3 separate regions of the Homo sapiens genome follow, and all the other regions are linked to region 1. A link is an interaction called in ENCODE POLR2A ChIA-PET data of the cell type or tissue named here. Cell type or tissue: K562. All regions are shown on one strand.

Region 1 (5,000 bases):
CGACCGGTCAAATTGCTGTCTTATAGTAAGTTTATGTTTAACTTTTTAAGAAACTGCCAAACTATTTCCTAAAGTGACTGTACCATTTACATTCCCACCAGCAATGTGTGAGTGTTCCAGTTTTTCCATGTCCTTGCCAATAGTTGGTTTTGTCTGCCTACCTATCCCCGCCCCTGCTTTTTTTTTTTTTTTTTTTTTTTTAAGAGACAGGGTCTTGCTGTGTTGTTCAGGCTGGCCTCAAACTCCTGGGCTCAAGTGCTCCTCCCTAGTAGCTGGGACTATAGGCACACACCAGTGTACCAGGGGTTGTCTGTCTTTTGATTATAGCTATTGGAATGGGTGTGAAGCAGCATCTCGTGATTTTAGTTTCCATTTCTTGAATGACTAATGATACTGAACATCTTTTTATGTGCTTATTAGCCATTTGTATTTCATCTTTGGTGACCTGTCAATTCAAATCTTTTGCCTATTTTTTTTTATTAAGTTTGTGCACTGTCTTATTATCGAGTGGTAAGAGTTCTCTGTATTGTGGGTACAAGTTCTTTTTTTTTTCGAGATGGAGTCTCGCTCTGTCACCCAGGGTGGAGTACAGTGGCACGATCTCAGCTCACTACAACCTCTGCCTCCTGGGTTCAAGCGATTCTTCTGCCTCAGCATCCCAAGTAGCTGGGACTACAGGCTTGCACCACCACACCCAGCTAATTTTTGAATTTTTAGTAGAGACGGGATTTCACCATCTTGGCCAGACGGGTCTCAAACTACTGACCTCGTGATCCTCCCACCTCGGCCTCCCAAAGTGCTGGGATTACAGGTGTGAGCCACCGTGCCCGGCCTTCCAAGTTCTTTATCAGGTATATGATAGCACATGTAGCTTTTTATCTTCCTTACACCAGTGCAAGTTTATAGAAAGGAAAAGGGATAGTTAATAGTAATCATAATAATGTTTAATATTTGAATGTTTTTTAGGAGCTGGACACTGGGCTGCATGTTTCACGGGGATGATTTGGGTCACTCTTCAATTTTCTAAAGGTTACAGGACTGTTTCAAACACCTCTCCTTCTATTAACAGTTTTCAATGGAGAAAGAAAACAAAAGATTGATTTGGGGAATTCTTAGGTTAATGCGAGTTAGAACTGACCTTTTAACATTATTACCATAAGGACTAAATGGCTGTTACAGACCCAAAATAGGAGCAATTCAAACAAGCGAGATGCTTCTCTCTGTAACAGGCTGACAGTCGCGGTCCTGGAGGGGCACGATGGCTCCTCAGGGTCAGACACCTCCTGTCCCTTACTCTGTAAGGCACAGCTTCTACCTCAGGATCCAAAATGCCCACGCCAGCTGCCATGGCCCCTCACAGGCAGTGGACACCAGAAAGAGGAGAGGGAGTGCGTGCCTGTTGCTTTGAAGAACCTGACCCAGAAGTCTTACACAGCACTTTTGCCCACATACCATCACTTAGTCATGTGGTAGTGCCTGGCCACAAGAGAGACTGGGAAATGGAGTCTTTATTCTGGGGTGATGTGTCCCATCTGCAACTGAGGGGTTAAGGCCTAAAACTTAGGGATTGAAGGCAGGAGAAAAAACAGATGTCGAGAGCCAGTGTTGGGATTGCAGGGTCCTGTGTGGGATTCCTGTTCATTTTCATCAAAGAAAGTCTAGTTGATATGCAATTGTTGGCCTAAGTGTTATTGAGGAGTTAATTTTACTGTTGAATTACACCAGAACATTTGTCATGTGAAATAACTATAAATACGACTGATTATTGCCTAGTGTATTACAGTTCTCTCCAGAGACACAGGAAACAATAGGGTCTGTCTATCGGAATAGATATCCTAAAAGTGTATCTTTTGAAGAGATTGATTATAAGGTATTGGCTCATGAGATGATGGAGCTTAAGAAGTCCCACAGTCTGCTCTCTGCCAGATGGAGACCCAGGAAAGCTGCTGGTGTAGTTTGAAGGCCTGAGAGCTGAGGGCCAGTGATGTGGATTCCAGTCTGAAGGTCTGAGAACCCAGAGGGCTGAGGGCAGGAGAAGATCCATGTCCCAGCTCAAGCAGGCAGAGGGAGGGTAAATCCAACCTTCCTTTTTCTGTTTTTTTGTTCTAATCAGGCCCTCAACGGACTGGAGGATGCCCAGCCAAAGTGGGGAGGGCCATCTGCTTAGGCAGTTCACCAATTCAAATGCTAGTCTCTTCTAGAAACACCCTCACAGACACACCTGGAAATAATGTTTAAGATCTGGGCATCCTGGGGGTCTAGTCAAGCTGACACATACATTTAACCACCACACTTAGGGAATATGAAAATAACTTAGACATTAAATTTGATTTTGGTGTTGCTGTAAAGAATACAGATCTTAGGCACCAGCTCGTAGGAGGGGTGGTAAACAAGGAGGACAGCTTTTACCAGGTTGCCTTTGGAAGCAAAACTCTGCTTTGCTGTTTTGTTTTCAAGCGGCTGCATGGCCACTGAGCGAGCCCTTTCCTGCCATCACCACAGTGCCACTTAGTGAACAGTTTCTCCAAGGTTAACTGTAGCTGCTCTTGTTCAGTTAATATGTAGTTCTGGATTAATATGCCACATCTGTCACTTTAAGGAAGAAAAAGAGCAGTTCCGTTTAGAGATCCCATTGCTCCTCTAAGGACAGCAGTCATTTCTAACAAGCAGAGGGAAGAAATCTTCTGGTTCCATTTGTCCTTTGTGTGTGTTGAAAACCTTGACAACAAAACAAATTGGTACTGAATGGTTTGAAGAAATAAACATTAACTCCCCTTTAGTATTTCATTTCTAGGGTTTCCAGCCTTGGTAACAATTACCAAGAACTTTGCTGTCATGGGGTACAGCTCTAGGCTGCTGACAGGATCTTCATACTGGAGGAGACTATACTTTTATAGCCAATTCCAACTGCCCCAGAGATAACTTGGATAAACACTGGCTCCTCCACTACCTCCTAATCCCTGCTGGGTTTTACACTGTGGGGAGGTTTAGACAACTTGTTTTCTTTCCCTTTTAGCCCTTCTCTCTACACTCCCCTCCAGCTGCCTTCTTCCCCCACCCCCAAATGTAACGTGATCTCCTAGGCCTGCTCTGCTGCTTTTGCAGATTCTTTTAGTCTTAGAGAAAGAGAGGAAAATATTAACCATTGGTTTACCAATTCAAAGTTAACAACATTTTAAACAAAAGGAGCTTGTCAATAACCAGGGCTTGGGCTTTTCTTTTATCAGTTCCTCCTACTTGGCTGAGTTTACCTCATCATAAATCTTATCACACAGATAATAATTTGACAGCTTTAGGGTTTTTGCAGCATTGCTATTTTCTATTGCAACAAAGCTGTAACATTGCTATTTTTGATGTATTTGTTTTATAGATATCTTAATCTTCAATATTCAGATTAAAAACAAACAAGACTTAGTGATTTAAAATTATTTGGTAAAAAGGTAAAGGGACAGAGACATCTCATGAAAACATGGCAAAATCTCTTTAAGTTTAATTCAAGCACTTAGAGTTTAATAAGAATATCCCAAACCATTTTTGCTTAATAATATTTCTGTTTATAATTAAACCTTAAGGTACAGTGTTGTAACTGGATTTAAGAATTTAGAGTTTTGTTGTTTCTTCGCCATCAGCGAAATTAAGATTTAAAACCTATAGTTTGCAACAAATTTTAGTTTTTCAGCCTAGTGTCCTAAAACTTGTCTGTCATGGGTACCTAGTAGGTGTCATGTCACAGGAAAGGGATCTAACAAGGGAGTTTGAAGATAGGGGTTTTCCTTGCTCTGCCACTAACTTGCTATGTGACCTAGGGCAAGTTATATAACCTATCTGTGTCACAGTTGTCTGAAATGCAATATGGGGAAAATAAATTCTTAAAATGACAATAAAAAGATTTCTTTTTTTTTTTTGAGACAGAGTCGGCGCAATTTCGGCTCACTGCAACCTCCACCTCCTGGGTTCAGGCGATTCTCCTGTCTGAGCCTCCTGAGTAGCTGGGATTACAGGCACACACCACCACGCCCAGCAAATTTTTGTGTATTTTGTAGAGATGGGGTTTCGCCATGTTGGCCAGGCTGGTCTCAAACTCTTGAGCTCAAACGATCTACCTGCCTTGGCCTCCCAAAGTGCTGGGATTACAGGCATGAGCCACCACGCCTGGCCAAAATATATATATACATATTTTAAGTGAAGATGTGTAAGGACTAAAGGAGCCCAAAGGAGACAGTAGGGGATAAGAAAGGCAAAGAGAGTGGTAATAGATTTAGCAGAATCAAGGATGCCAAAACCTCTTCTGAGAGAGACCTTGATTAAGAGTGAGCTGGTTTGCCTGTAAGAATCTGCGGAAAGGTCAGAAATTAGAGACATTAGTACCACAGAAAGCAGGGGATGAGGCCTGAAGCTGAAATCAAGGGGATCAATTGAGAGCCTATAAAAGGAGGGTTTAGATTCTTCAAACCCCTCCCAACCCCACAGAGTCAGATGACCACCTCTCCTAACCACCTACAGGAGACCAGAGGCATTATATTGAGAAATGCCCGGCCGGGCGCGGTGGCTCACGCCTGTAATCCCAGCACTTTGGGAGGCCGAGGCGGGCGGATCACAAGGTCAGGAGATCGAGACCATCCTGGCTAATGTGGTGAAACACCATCTCTACTAAAAATACAAAAAATTAGCCGGGCGTGGTGGCGGGCGCCTGTAGTCCCAGCTACTCAGGAGGCTGAGGCAGGAGAATGGCGTGAACCCTGAAGGCGGAGCTTGCAGTGAGCCGAGATGGCGCCACTGCACTCCAGCCTGGGCAACAGAGCAAGACTCCGCCTCAGAAAAAAAAAAGAAAAGAAATGCCCCGTAGAGGCTCTGCACTCAGGAGCCTGACCCCCAGCATGGGTCCGGGTAGGCCATTGGCCGAAAATAGTGGAGTGGGCAAAGAGCAGATTTTTTAAAAGTCTGCATACTGAATAGTAAGATTCCCAGCCCTCTTCTAATACCTGCTAGCCAGGGGCCTA
Region 2 (5,000 bases), 67 kb before region 1:
GATAGTCAGAGGAGTACGTGGAGTAAGGCAGGAAAGCATGTTTGGGCTTCCTCAAAGATGACCTTGAGTACCAAGCCAAAGATTTTGGAGATATTTGGTGGACATTGGGCATTATACATACCCAGTAAGATATTAGCACCATGAAAGCTCCACAAAAGTGTCCTGAGCGCCTAGAACAGTACTTGGCACATGGTAGATCTTCAATAAATAGTTGTTGAAGGAATTTGTTAAAATATCAGAGCTATGATTTAAGAAAATTATTCTGTAATCTGAATTTAGGTTGGGAGTGGAAAGGAGTACCCTTAAGTAGGACATGAGAAGAGCCTGAAGAAAGGCAGAGGACACCAGTAGGCATCTTGGATGTGGGATTGGTCAGAGGGGAGAGAGGTAAAAATGATTCCATGACTGTGAGTCTGGCGACTAGAAATGGGGGTGACATTCACAGAGTAGGGTGGTTCCCTGTAGTTCCTCCTTGTGCAGAAGGTGAGGCTTTGCTTGTCGACCTGCTTCAGTAGTAGCATTGACAGAACAGTCTCTGTGTACTCTGTCCCCTCAGTGCTTTCTGCATATGTGTTGCTCACTCATCACTATCTGCATGTTCGTGGTCTCTGGAAAGAATCAACTATAATGATCAGAATAATTGCCTGGTAGGACGTATTTCCTTTGAGTTCAGCAAGACGTGCCCCCTCACATGGTGTTCCTGTTCATTCATAAGGCTGTAATAATGTATGAGTTAGGAGACCCTTTTGACCAATTCCCCTCTGTTTTCCATCTTGGAAAAACCAGAACTCTGTTTTCTTGAGCAAATGACGTTGCCACCAGCCCTGAAGCTCCTTTTCCTGGGTTTGTAGGGGTTGGTGGAATCCTGGCAGTCTGCCGCTCTTCCTGGCCTCCAGAGATCAGGGCTGTGACTTTCCATCTGCAGATGGCAGTTCTAGCTGCGAGGTTGGTGGCCGAGGAGGACGAGGACACAGCTCAGGGCCTGTCCTTCAAGGGCTTCCGTGTGCAGCAGCAGCACTCTGTAATATCATAGATGAATTTTTGTCAAAACACAGAGAAAAGTTGATTACACTTCTCATTTATTAAAAAAAAATGACTTGATAGCATAGTAGATGGCCCCTTATGTAAGCCACTTAGTATTATTTCAAAGGAAGCATGTCTGTGAGAAAAGGGGCAACCACTTTTCTCATAGAGAAGAACAGGTTTTTAAATGAAAAGATCAACAAATCCAAATGCTGTGGTATTTATACTGATTTAGAAAGGCAGTTGACTTTGGGAGGCTTTGTTTTCTCATTTCCCTTTTCTCCTTGACATTTGACAGACGTGGTTAGCAGAGAGCTTTCTCATTCGGTTTTCCTGGAGAGAGCTCTGCCTCTTGGGCTTCCTGCATTTGTATGGAAGTTTTAATTTTTTTTTTTTTTGTCAAATGAAAGGTTGCCATTTCATTTGTTCAGATTTCCCACACACTGTTGCAGCAATCTTTAGATTTCAAATTGGCTAATTCAGTGGGTCACTTAATTCTTAACTTTTACAACATTTTGAGTCTAAATACAGCAAAATTGGTGCCTTTTTCAGCTATTTTTCGGCGTTGCTATATTCCAAGCCACTGAGCTCTGTTTTACTCTGACATTTTCTCTTCACTTTTGGGATTCTGCTCACTGTGTTTAAGGCAGCTCGATAGCATTTTGCCAAAAAAGAGAAGTTAGGGCTAGTGTGAGTTGAGGGGAAGGGGATGTTTCTGTTGTTGCTCCTTGCTGAGTATCTTCAGATATCTAAAAGAAACTTGTAACACAGCGTCAGCCTGACACTGGCCTTTGCAGCATCAGCCTTGGTTGACTGTGTTCTAATAGGGATGCCTGATCTGTATCCTCTTTAACTTGGCTATAAGAAGGTTTTGGAGAATGTATGTCTGAGGGTGTTTTAAAAGAAAATGGAAACAAAGCTCCTTTTTGCCTTGAGCTCATGGTTTGGAATTTGGGCATTTGGAATCCTTCAAGCCCTCCTCCTGGGCAGAGCTGGAGTCCCCTTAGGGCACTGCCTGTCATCTTCACTACACAGCTGTGCTCCAGAGCAGGGAGCCGATGGAAAGGGGGACCCAGAACATTCCATTCTGCAGAATTCCCTTCCAGCCGTCTGTGAGAAGGCAGTTTGGGACCCTTTTAGAAGTTTGCTTTATAAGTGAAGAACCTGAGGCCGGCTGTGTTCATATTCTCAGAACTTGGTGAGAATGAGGTACTTTAAGATAGGCTCTAAGATCAGCAGCATCAGCCCACTCGGGAAGAGCTCCTCTGACTCCTGGAGGAGAAAGCCAGATGGGGGAAGCATTAAGTCCTGTTTTCCTATTGAAAACTGAAATTGGCCAGCCACAGTGGCTCATGTCTGTAATCCCAGCCCTTTGGGAGGCCAAGGTGGGAGGATTGTTTGAGCCTAGGAGTTCAAGACCAGCCTGAGCAACACGATGAAACCTGGTCCCTGTAAAAAATACAAAAATTAGCTGGGGCATGGTAGCGCATGCTTGTAGTCCCAGCTACTAGGGAGGCTGAGGTGGGAGGACCGCTTGGGCCTGGGAAGCAGAGGTTGCAGTGAACTAAGGTTGAACCACTGTACTCCAGGCCTTTTTTTTTTTTTTTTTTTTGAGACAGAGTCTTGCTCTGTCACCCAGGCTGGAGTGTAGTGGTGCGATCTCAGCTCACTGCAACCTCCGCCTCCTGGGTTCAAGTGATTCTTCTGCCTCAGCCTCCCGAGTAGCTGGGACTACAGGCACCCACCACCACGCCCGGCTAATTTTTTTTGTATTTTGTTATAGAGATGGGGTTTCACTGTGTTAGCCAGGCTAGTCTCGATCTCCTGACCTTGTGATTTACCCGCCTCGGCCTCCCAAAGTGCTGGGATTACAGGCATGAGCCACTGCGCCCGGCCAGGCATTTTTTTTATGTGTGTCTCAAATAAAAAGAAAGAAAACCAAAATTTTACCTGAAAGACGAGAAAGTTGATGAAGATTTTGAGAAAGTGAGGAAGCAATGGCCCCTCCAGGGCACACCCAGGTGCTGTCCCTTCTTTTCTCCTCAGTTCTCTTAGCTATAAAATGGGGCTTATAATAATCCCTTCCTTGAAGAGATGTTGTTAATAGTACTTAGATGATTTGCTAACTTATATCAAGCACTTACTCTGACCCAGGTATCGGACTGGGTGCTTGACATATATTATCTCTATTGTGTTTTGCAGAGTGGCTAAGATTTTTTTTTTTTTTCTTTTTTGAGACAGAGTCTCGCTCTGTCACCCAAGTTGGAGTGCAGTGGTGCGATCTTGGCTCACTGCAACCTCCACCTCCTGGGTTCAAGCCATTTTCCTGCCTCAGCCTCCCGAGTAGCTGGGATTACAGGCGTGTACTACCACGTCTGGCTAATTTTTGTATTTCAGTAGAGATGGGGTTTCACCGTGTTGGCCAGGCTGCTCTCGGAACTCCTGACTCCGGTGATCCACCCGCCTTGGCCTCCCAAAGTGCTGGGATTACAGGCATGAGCCACCAGAGACGGAGTCTCACTCTGTTGCTCAGGCTGGAATGCAGTGGCGCAGTCTCGACTCACTGTAACCTCCGCCTCCTGGGTTCAAGCAATTCTCCTGCCTCAGCCTCCCAAGTAGCTGAGATTACAGGCGTGCGCCACCAAGCCCAGATAATTTTCATATTTTTAGTAGAGACGGGGTTTTGCCATGTTGGCCAGGCTGGTCTTGAACTCATGACCTCAAGTGATCCATCCACCTCGGCCTCCCAAAGTGCTGGGATTACAGGTGTGAGCCACCGCATCCGGCCCCAATTTATTCAACTTTGGAAGCGTTGGTTGTGAGATGTGCAGTTGGGTGTTGTCATGGAGAAGAATTGGGCCCTTCCTGTTGACCAGTGCCGGCTGCAGGCATTGCAGTTTTCGGTGCATCTCATCGATTTGCTGAGCATACTTCTCAGATGTGATGGTTTCGCCGGGATTCAGAAGGCTGTAGTGGATCACACAGGCAGCAGACCACCAAGCTGTGACCATGACCTTTTTTTGGTGCTAGTTTGGCTTTGGGAAGTGCTTTGGAACCTCTTTCGGTCCGAACACTGAGCTGGTCATTGCTGTTTGTCGTATAAAATCCACTTTTTGTCGCACATCACAATCTGATCAAGAAATGGTTTGTTGTTGCGTAGAGGAAGAGAAGACGACACTTAAACATGATTTTTTAAAAATTTTTGCTGATGTGGGACCCGCTTAACTTCCCAATTTGCTTCAAATGCCAAATGATCATAGAATGGTCAACATTGAGTTTTTCAGCAACTTCTTTTATGGTTGTAAGAGGATCAGCTTCTGTGATTGATCTCCCAACTGGTCGTTGTCAACTTCTGATGGCCGGTCATTGCACTCCTCATCTTCAAGGCTCTCGTCTCCTTTGTAAAACTTCTTGAACCACCACTGCACTGTACGTTTCATTAGCAGCTCCTTGGCCAAATGCGTTGTTGATGTTGCGAGTTGTCTCCAGTGCTTTACAATCCATTTTGACCTTGAATAAGAAAATTGCTCGAATTTGCTTTTTGTCTAACATCATTTTCACAGTCTAAAGTAAACATAAACAGCAAGGAATAAGTCATTAGCAAAAAAATGTAAAGTGAGAAATGCCCATTAAAATAATGTATAACATAACCACATTTATTTAAGAATGTACTCGAATATCAAATGACAAATTCCAACAGTGTAAAAACTGTGATTCCTTTTGCACCAACCTCATACTAGCCAGGCATCTTTCTACTGAAACTGGCTGGAGACCATGTCTCAGTGGTGGAGCCGGTATAGGAGGCTTCACATTTCTTCCCCTAGGACACGCTGTCATTGTTTAGGTTTCTTGTTTTGTTTTTTCCTGAAACAGGGTCTCACTCTGTTGCTCAGGCTGGAGTGCAGTGGCACAGTTACAGCTCACTGCAGCTCTAACCTCTTAGGCTCAAGTGATTGTCCCATCTCAGCCTCTCAACT
Region 3 (5,000 bases), 84 kb before region 1:
GTGTCCTCGTGGAACTTAACTCTTGTTTATATCAATTACCTTGCTGATTGATGGACAAATCATGGAAAATTGGTTTTGTTATATGTCATTTTGCTCAAAGCCCCAGTTTCCAAGAACCTATCAATGACATTAAGTGAGAACTTACTGTAGTTATTCCCTCCCCATTCAAAACAAATTTATTGTTTAGAGGATATAAGGAGAAAACATTTTTTCCCTCAGATGTATCCTTCTGTGTGTTATGTGTCTTTTTCTTTTGAGACAGGGTCTTGCTCTGTCGCCCAGGCTGGAGTGCAGTGGTGCGATCTCGATTCACGGCAACCCCCACCTCCCTCGTTCAAACAATTCTCCTGTCTCAGCCTCCAGAGTAGCGGGGAGCCACCCGCTACAGGCGCGTGCCACCATGCCCGGCTAATTTTTGTATTTTTTTTAGTAGAGACGTGGTTTCACTATGTTGGCCAGGCTGGTCTTGCACTCCTGACCTCAAGTGATCCACCTGCCTCAGCTTCCCAAAGTGCTGGGATTACAGGCGTGAAACACTGTGCCTGGCCCGATATGTGTCTTTTTAGGCAAGCAGTGCTTATGTTGTTTGTTAGTGGTAAGCTGCCTTTGTAGCTCTGTGTTACCTTGAGTGAGACATGATGTGATGTTTAGTTCGTAGCATCCTCAGCACTGTCTTATTCACAATCATTGTCAATCTAAATGCATAGTCCTTCCTGATTTTTTTTTTTTGAAGGCTTTTTAAAAAAGTTTAATTGAGATATGGTTACAATGGAGAAAAACCTTCAGGAAATATAAATGTAAAAAAAATTTTTAAGCTTTATTATTTATTATAAAAACAACATACATTTTTGTAAATTATTCAATCAAGGAAAATTGATTCAGAAAGCTATTTGAAATTCAATCAGCATGATCAATGATACTTTAACCCCTATTCAAATGAAAGTTATCCTAATTAAAAGTAGGTGCCCTAAGACCATTTTTCAGGGTGCATTTGGGTTCTATTGCTTCCACATCAGGAACTCATAATTACTGTATGGATTTTATAAGTTGATCCAACCATGGTATGACTTCTGTGGGTACTGGTAAGTCCACATCATTGCTTTGTAATAATGTATAATCATGACTGGATGCAGTGGCTCACGCTGCAATTTCAGCACTTTGGGAGGCTGAGGTGAGAAGATTACTTGAGCTCAGGAGTTTGAGACCAGCCTCCAACATAGGGAGACCCCAACATAGGGAGACCGCATCTCTACAGAAAATAAAAAATAACAATAAAAAATGTGTAGTCACAATGTTAAAGTGAATCAGAAGAGTTGCTAAGTTATGATCCTTTAATTGAATCAAAGTTTTTTGTTTAAATTGGCTTGCTGAGGAGTTTCCAGTAAATTAATAATGAATTATGTAATTAATATTATGTTAATATTAAATGTTATTTTAATCAGGTCACTGCCCTGCATGCCAACTTCCACTGAAGTGGGAATGTTTCACAGTGATTCAGTGGCCAATTAGCAATGCTCAGATTCGCCATTTATTGAGAGATTCACACACACACAATCAATCAAACATTCACAATGTGGTTATTAAAGGCTGTAATTAGGGGGACAATGAACCACAGGGATGGCTCAGAAGGTCAGAGCACTGATGGACCCTCAAGTGGGTTGGAAGTCCCTTGGATGCTAGTAAGTGAGGAGTGGCTGTTCCTCTCCTGGAGAGCCGCTGGGCGGCAATTGTCATGCTAGGAGGAGGCCTCAGAGTTCTCATGGGCAAAGATTCCAAAGGCGCCCCAGACATCATCAGCTCCTTGCTGTGTGTATGATTCTCCAAAGGTCTGCCCAGTATCATGGTCTCAGCCAGCTCTTGGCTCCATTTTTCCATCGGTGGTGGTACTATGCCACAGCAGGTGTTATTATCTCACCACCTTATTCTATTAGACGTATGTTTATCACTTCGAAGAAAAACAATTTTACTATGATCTCAGTTGCCAGGCTAGTACACATGTGCTTATCATTCTTTGTTTGCTTTTCTTTTGAGTCAAGGTCTTGCTCTGTCACCCAGGTTGAATTGCAGTGGCACGATCATCGCTCACTTCAGCCTGTAATTCCTAGGCTGAAGGGATCCTCCCACCTCGGTCTCTTGAGTAGATAGGACTACAGGTGTGCACCACCACACCCAGATTTTTTTTTTTTTTTTTTTTTTTGTAGAGAAGGGTCTCACTCTGTTGAACTCCTGGTGGCCTCAAGGGATCCTCCTACCTCGGCCTCACAAAGTATTGGAATTACAGGTGTGAGTCACTGCAGCTGGCCTTCACTTATCACTGTGAGGAGTAAACAGCTGCATGGTGGGCTTAATGCCATCTAACACGAGTGACTCCATGTTCAGACAGTAGGATCACAAATGATTATTATATAGCAATGAATGGCCACAGGTACATAGACTAAGGAGCCACATCCCTGCTCCTGGGATATCCTTTAGTCAAAGGGCTAGAAGGGTCCTGGAGGTTTGCCACTTCTCCGTGTTGAGGTACAGAGTTCCTAGACTAAGGGACTGGCTGCATTGTTATGTGTGAGTGCTAGTCATGGTGCTGCCTGGCACCCACAAATGCCACAGCAGACCCATGGTCGAGGGAGAGGAGCAGGAATACCAGTTACCATGCCGGAGTAACAGTTACGGCACTGATGCACCAGTTACCATGCCAGAGTAACAGTTACAGCACTGGTATACCAGCTACCATGCCGGAGTAACAGTTACCACACTGATATACCAGTTACCATGCCGGAGTAACAGTTACCGCACTGATGCACCAGTTACCATGCCAGAGTAACAATTATAGCACTGGTATACCAGCTACCATGCCAGAGTAACAGTTACCACACTGATATACTAGTTACCATCCCAGAGTAACAGTTACCGCACTGATGCACCAGTTACCATGCCAGAGTAACAGTTACAGCACTGGTATACCAGTTACCATGCCGGAGTAACAGTTACTGCACTGATAATACCAGTTACCATGCTGGAGTAACAGTTACCACACTGGTATACCAGTTACCATGCCGGAGTAACAGTTACCGCACTGGTATACCAGTTACCATGCCAGAGTGACTGATTTTGACCAAGACCTTTGGGTTGTACAGAAGGGGTGAGACCATACCTGTCCTCAAGCATTTCCAACCTAGTGTAGAGAAAAACAGGAGCAAGATAAGAACAACGTACTGAAAAGGAAATTGGATGAGGGCCTGGAAAAAGGGGTAAAGTGAGCTGGTTGGGATTGGTGAGTGCCACAGCTTCCTGCCCCTTAACAGATCAGTGCCATGGTGGCTGTGGTGTCCCTGGCCCAGACCTTCTCAGACAGGGCCTGGGTGCCCTTTACAGAGCAGTTGGGAAGAGAAGGGAACCTAGCCTTGTGACCTTTTGCTCCACAGACCTAGTCCTTTGTTGTGGTGCGAGGCTCAGTCGTCAGCCCACCGAGTCATGTATGTTCTCTGGTTGCCCCTGGTTTTGGCTGAACTCAAAGGATGGCTGTCTGTGAGGAGTACTGGTACTTTTTGCCACTTGTGTGCCCTAACTGTGGTGGATGCCATTTTGGGGATTATGCTCAGCAGTGAGTCACGTGAGATGCACACGTAGCTTTTCGGTGATTAATCCAGGTCAATGCCCTTACCCACATACTTCTGAGATGTACTGATGATGACTACATTTAAAGCTTTTTCTCCATTGGCTAGAAGTTGAGACCCATTTCAACAAAAGCACTTCCACCTCTCCTGAAGTGCATTGGGAAAACTGGAGGCCATTACTAGATTTACAGATGATGGGCCGTGCTTAAATAACCCATCTTAGCTAGACTCCAGGTTTCGTCACATATTCCCTACCTGTTGCTGCCATTGAGGGCTTTCTCTGTGCTAGGCACTACCAAATAATGCTTTGGTAACTTTGGTAATTTGGTAAACTTGGTAATTTGGTAAATTTGGTAATAAAGAGCCTTTATTCTAAAGTGCAAATCTAAGTTTGGGGTTCAGTAGCTCAAAACTCTCTGGTGGTTCCCATTATATAGAGTAACAGTCTTCATTTTAAAAAAGGTCATGTACCCTTATTAGAATTTTGTGAGCAAACAAATATGTGTGTATCGTATGTATGTTTATATGTATATCAGATGTACGCACATTAGTATGTGCTATTAAGATACTTTATATTATATAATATATACTGTATAATACCGTATATTATAAAGCATTCATAAAATGAAAATGAAGATGAAATAAATTGCATTGTAAATATTTAAAACTTTAAAAAATGCGTTACTGGTACAAAATTTTTTTGTTTCTAAAAAATTATTATTAATGAGCAATGGGACTGAATTTGCTTCACCGTTTTTTTAAAATCTTGATTTAACATTTGTCATACAGCTATTTTAACATCTTACACTAAAGTTGATTCTTGTTTTTTGGAGACAGAGTTTCGCTCTTGTTGCCCAGGCTAGAGTGCAGTGGCGTGATATCGGCTCACTGCAACTTCCATCTCCTGGGTTCAAGTGATTCTCCTGCCTCAGCCTCCCAAGTAGCCAGGATTACAGGCTTGCGCCACCATGCCCGGCTAATTTTTGTATTGTTAGTAGAGATGGGGTTTTGCCGTGTTAGCCAGGCTGGACTTGAACTCGTGACCTCAGGTGATCCACCCGTCTTGGCCTCCCAAAGTGCTGGGATTACAGGTGTGAGCCACCACGCCCAGCCTAGTTTATTCTTTTAATAGTGCTTGGGGGAGGTAGCCTCTAAGATGACCCCCAGTGATTCCCCACCTCCTGGTATTCCTGGCTCTTTTGCAAATGTCAATTCTAATTTGGTCCTAAGGTCTCTCTCTTGAGAGTGGCTATAGATTCTAGCCCTGCCCAGGAAAATAGGTTTGAATGCATTGGTCAGGTGAGACACAGAGCAGCACAGCAAGACACATGAAATAGCAGAAGTATTTTTATTACTTACTGATCCCAGAGAGGAGAGAGAGAGAAT

The links. ChIA-PET counts read pairs that join two places held together with the same protein. Peaks named below come from ENCODE experiments on the same cell type or tissue, not always from the same donor. Only the 100,000 strongest peaks of a DNase experiment are listed, where the experiment ranks them.
Region 2: POLR2A ChIA-PET joins it to region 1 with 5 read pairs; 4 of 35 experiments call an interaction of 5 or more read pairs at or near these places.
Region 3: POLR2A ChIA-PET joins it to region 1 with 5 read pairs; 3 of 35 experiments call an interaction of 5 or more read pairs at or near these places.

What each region holds. Positions count from the first base shown.
Region 1 is chr9:130,822,263-130,827,262 of GRCh38, forward strand. It overlaps a transcript of ABL1 not described here. Among named protein-coding and RNA genes, the nearest start is that of ABL1, 10 kb to the right of the region's middle. In K562, no CTCF peak of the experiment used is centred here; DNase peaks (open chromatin) are centred at 1,429, 2,469, 2,629, 3,009 and 4 weaker places.
Region 2 is chr9:130,754,922-130,759,921 of GRCh38, forward strand. It overlaps a transcript of ABL1 not described here. Among named protein-coding and RNA genes, the nearest start is that of EXOSC2, 64 kb to the left of the region's middle. RefSeq lists a silencer at 4,920-5,000. In K562, no CTCF peak of the experiment used is centred here; no DNase peak of the experiment used is centred here.
Region 3 is chr9:130,738,646-130,743,645 of GRCh38, forward strand. It overlaps a transcript of ABL1 not described here. Among named protein-coding and RNA genes, the nearest start is that of EXOSC2, 47 kb to the left of the region's middle. In K562, no CTCF peak of the experiment used is centred here; DNase peaks (open chromatin) are centred at 1,926, 2,476, 3,586, 3,796 and 3 weaker places.